Regions from separate parts of the Homo sapiens genome. Here region 1 is linked to region 2. The links are chromatin loops, found by intact Hi-C in ENCODE. Cell type or tissue: tibial artery. All regions are shown on one strand.

Region 1 (2,500 bases), 64 kb before region 2:
ATAATGAAATGATATATCGAAAGGAGAAAATAACAAAACCTGATGATGGAGTAATTCACTAGTATATGCAAGGGATATTAGCTTGAACCAGGGAAACTTCTGCCTTATCTTGGGCATCCATTTATTTAAATAGACAAATATTTGTGGAATGCCTGCTATGAGCTAGGAGAGTGTCAGAAATTCACAGTGGTAAACATGAAGGAAAGGAGGAGAACATAGGCAACCACTGGGAAGTCACAGCACAGTGAGGTCTCTGTGTCCATGAGAACAGGAATTGTTCTCTGTTTTGCTCCCTGCTATAGCTCTAGTCATAGAGCATAGCAGCATATACTAACTGCTCAATAAGGCACCTGCTGCATGAAGAGTGGGATGATGGGCTGCGTTTAAGACCTAGAAGACTCCATGGGAAGGAAGCTACATTCACTGTCTGTACCTCTGGGTCATCCCACATGATCCAGCGTAGCCCAAGGTCAATGGGACGATCACTTCAGTGAGCAGATAGCTCTGTAAATTCCTCCATAGAGGCACTGTCTACCCCTTGTCTAACCTCATGCCTTGTGCAAAAGCTGGGCAGCCATGGCTTTGTCTGTGGGAAAATCAGGCAAATTTGGGGAGCGTCTCTTTGTGCCACTTCTCTCCATTTTCTCCTCTTGTGGTGTCCCTTTCCAATTCCTAGGATATATGTGCCCTCTGTTTTTTTTTTACTGTTAGGAAGGAAATTGCCCAAGTAAATTCATCTATACCACAGTTTTAGAGGGTAACGTCTTCATCAGAGGCCTTGGCGTATTTGAAGAGGCACCTTCTGACAGACACTAGCATAAAGTTCGCTAGTTTTAAGACTCAGGTGTCATAATAAGAGATACTTTGGGGTCAAGTCATCCCCAGCATCCTTCAAGTCACACCACATAGATCACATGGATTTTCTGTTGGCTTGTCTGGCTTCAAGGTTATGGCAGAATTGAGAAAGAGATGTGAAGTAGGCTCCTGGCCTAGCTGTGCCCAGAAAATATGTGCTCGCAGTTAGCTGCTTTGCTTCCCTAAGGACTCCTAACTTGTTTTCCTAAAACCTATTCTTAGAAATAGGCTAGAATCCAGTACATTTGCTTAGACTTCAATGTAGTACGCTGTTGAGGTAATCTCATTTTGCTAAGTGTTGACGTGGATTTTTTCAGCATGATTCCTTTTGATGTTCAGTTGGTTGGGACAAGATATTTCCACAGCACTTTGATGATCTGAAGAAAGAATAAATCTAAAGTGTTCTTGTACACTTAAACAAATACTCATGGGCTTCATTTTCTTTAAATCCAAGACTTCCCTTAGGGTATTGTTGTTTTGTTTGTGTTTTAGTGGAAATAGCACTGAACTGGTCTTTTAGCCTCACCAGATTCTGTAAACAGTTCAACTGTTTACTTAGTTGCAGGGACATGGACAAGTGGTTTAATGTCGCTGAACATCATTTATTTCATCTGTGAGATAACGCTAACAGTCCTATTCTGCTCATTACATAAGATCACTAGTGAGGAACACAAATTGTGTAAACAAGTTTTATAAGAATTGCCAAATAAATGTAAGGCATTATTGGTTGAATGATACTAAAATTTGGCACTTCCAAGAGAAATTTGAAGGGATTCTAGGGTATTATTGACTAGAATCTTCATGGGAGGGAAGTTTTCACCTGGGGAGGCTGTGTCTAATTAGAGGAAAAATCCATAAAGGTGACCCTGAACCTTTCTTTTGTGATGGGATTACCAGCTAGTATCACTAATATGAATGTTAAAAGCCATTAATCTGTTTGCAGTGTCCTGACTGACTTGTTTCATTTAACTTTACCCAGTGACCAGTGTATTTTCCCAGAAGTTAATATATCAACAAGTTCCTTTTTACTAAATTTAAACTGTTTAAAAGTTTGCTGATACCAGAACCATTTCAAAAGTTATAATTCCATGTTCTGTGATTTTCTTTTTGTGTGTCTAGAGCGTGTGGCACCCACGATCACAGGAAACCTGGAGAATCAGACGACAAGTATTGGGGAAAGCATCGAAGTCTCATGCACGGCATCTGGGAATCCCCCTCCACAGATCATGTGGTTTAAAGATAATGAGACCCTTGTAGAAGACTCAGGTAAATAGAATTTGGCTATCACTCTTGGGTTGCAGAACTTTCCCAGGGATGTTATCTAAAAAGCCATATTATTTCTTGATGTAATGTAGAAAAAAAGCAGTATTGGTGTCCATGACCTGGCTCATTTCACAGACTTAGAATTGGAGTATGGGGCCCTGTTGAATTTTCATGAAAGCCATATAGGAGATTAGTCAGCAGTAGATCCCATGTGACTCTACAGAGTTAGATAATAGAACAAGATGAAGGGCAGCATTTATATTTTCTAAATTTCCCTGAAAAACTTCACAGACTACATCATCATAAATGAGAATGATCGTTTTCTTCCTCTGTTAGGCATTGTATTGAAGGATGGGAACCGGAACCTCACTATCCGCAGAGT
Region 2 (2,500 bases):
CGGGCCGGGCACAGTGGCTCACGCCAGTAATCCCAGCACTTTGGGAGGCTGAGGCAGGCGGATCACGAGGTCAGGAGATTGAGACCATCCTGGCTAACATGGTGAAATCCCGTCTCTACTAAAAATACAAAAAATTAGCTGGGCGTGGTGGCGGGCGCCTGTAGTCCCAGCTACTCCAGAGGCTGAGGCAGGAGAATGGCGTGAACCCGGGAGGTGGAGCTTGCAGTGAGCAGAGATCGCGCCACTGCACTCCAGCCTGGGCGAAAGAGCGAGATTCCGTCTCAAAAAAAAAAAAAAAAAAGAAAAGAAAAAAGAAAAAGAAAAAGAAAAAGAAAAAGAAATTAGCCATCATTCATATCATTGTTCCTGGTATATATGTTTTTATTTTTTTGGCTGCTTTTAAGATGTTCTCTTTCTGTTTATGTTTAATCAATTTGACTGTCATTTGTCTAGGAGTGGCTTTCTCTGTATTTATCTTACATGAGACTTGTTGAACTTCTTAGATCCATGTGTTCATGTTTCCATCCAATTTGTAAAGTTCCAGTCATTATTTCTTCAAGCATTTTTTTTTTTTTGCCTGATTCTCTCTCTCTCTTTCCCCTCTAGGACTGTAATTACATGTATGTTACAAATTCGGTATTAAAAGAAAGAAGAAAACTATATTGTAGTAAGGTTGGTTTCTTTCAGCTGGATCCAATCTGCTTTGCAAAATTCTTCCAAGCAAGAACAACATCTTGCTCACACTTACCTATAGGACACCTCAAGGTATACTCCTTGTGAAAGAAAATTGCTTTCTGGAGGTGTCCTCTATGCTGATGGAGGGTACAGCCTGGGAAACATGGAAAAAGCAAAGAAGTTGACAATGTCAAGGACATAACAATGCCTCAGACGTTTTCTCAGGTCAGTAGCAGCCACTTTCCACATTCAGCCTAAAAGAGAGGCTATATGAGGAAGGTGAATTTGAAATATAAAAGCAAAGAAGTTATATATATACATAAGACATTTTTTTTCAGTGGTTCACATGAAAATTCGAGAACAACATTGTTCTTCTGAAAGCGATTTCAGGATTCCATGCATCTTATTGGCATTTGGATACACAGTTAAGCAGTAGTGTGATGGTAAGAGGGTCCTTTAGGGGAAAATTTGTGGCACCTGCTGACTTTCATGATGCAAATAGTGCCACCATGGCCAATTACAAGCTCCACCATGACATTGCTGAGCATGGCTGGAAAGAGCCATGAAGAATCAGCTCTCTTGAGCCAGTGCAAGCTGGCTCCAGCACACACTGAGCTGCAGGATTGTGTTTAGGGCTAATAGCTATTGGCAAATTCAACACTTGTTGAAAATAGACATCATTGAGTTCTAGAATCAAATGCCTGTTGCTCTATTGCCTGCCTTTTGGTCATTGTTTCTCTAGCTTTTTGAAGGGGCTCAGTAAATCTCACGACTGTGGACCCCAGACCCTTTGACTTAATGAAGGTTGATGTCTTCATTAGATTTTGAAAAGGAATGCTTGAACATTTTATTACCTGGTTGCTGGTGCCTAGTACTCTCTGTTCCATTGCCCATCTCCCCCACCTCCTGTGACACATTCCTGAAAGTGCTCCAGGAAAAAAATGTTACAGACTTGGCAGATCAGCGTTTTCTGATTGTGCAATGTCCTTCCTGAGAAACTCCATTCTCCAAAGGCAGTCATTCTGAAACAAGAGCTAGAAATGGGGGTCCAGGCCACCCCCTGGGATGGCAGAATAAGAGGTCAGGTGGTAGTGGACTGGGACATACTGAATCTATAGGAAATGGCATCCATGTGTGTCTCACCAGTTTTATGGATGTAGAAAAACTGTCAAAGAGTTCATTGGAAGGAAGAAAGGGACAAAATACTTCACTTTCATTTAGATTATATTTTGCCCCTTACAAAGTAACTTCATAAACATTGTATCATTTGCTCGTCACAAGAGACTGATGAGACATACTAATATTGTGAATATAATAAATATAATAATGTAACATATGATTATTGTGTATTATATTATATAATTATACAATATATGTAATTATATGTTGATATATAATTATAATAAATATGTAATATATTATATAAAATAATATATTATATATTAGTATGTGATTATATATGTGACCACATGTATGTAAATATATGTAATATATTGTATATATAAGAACACAATAAATGTTAAGAATATAATAAATATGAATATTTATTTTCTGTCTATAGGTGAAGACACTGAGACTCAGGGAAAATAAATGATTTGGTTAGGGTCACACAGATGTTAATGACAGGGGAGGAACTTGAAGTCTGTCTGATTCTAGTCTAAAGCTCTTTCCATATCAGACTGATGCATGTGTGGGTGTATGTGATGATTCAAGACGGTTTCTATCAGCCCTGATTATTTAATCACACTAGGTGGATTACAAACTACCAGAACTTTTAAACAAGGTGGAAATTATGCTACTCTTAAGAAGCTTCAGTGGGATCCTG

The links. Peaks named below come from ENCODE experiments on the same cell type or tissue, not always from the same donor. Only the 100,000 strongest peaks of a DNase experiment are listed, where the experiment ranks them.
Region 1: a loop joins it to region 2, with 31 times the contacts of the local background. A loop is called at or near these places in 2 of 110 quality-filtered maps.

The regions. Positions count from the first base shown.
Region 1 is chr4:55,101,983-55,104,482 of GRCh38, reverse strand. KDR (kinase insert domain receptor) reads left to right here. Exons shown (of 30, transcript NM_002253.4): 14 at 1,975-2,121; 15 at 2,455-2,500. Among named protein-coding and RNA genes, the nearest start is that of KDR, 22 kb to the left of the region's middle. In tibial artery, no CTCF peak of the experiment used is centred here; no DNase peak of the experiment used is centred here; H3K27ac peaks cover 1,883 bases.
Region 2 is chr4:55,037,489-55,039,988 of GRCh38, reverse strand. No RefSeq gene overlaps it. Among named protein-coding and RNA genes, the nearest start is that of KDR, 87 kb to the left of the region's middle. In tibial artery, no CTCF peak of the experiment used is centred here; a DNase peak (open chromatin) is centred at 1,553; H3K27ac peaks cover 1,690 bases.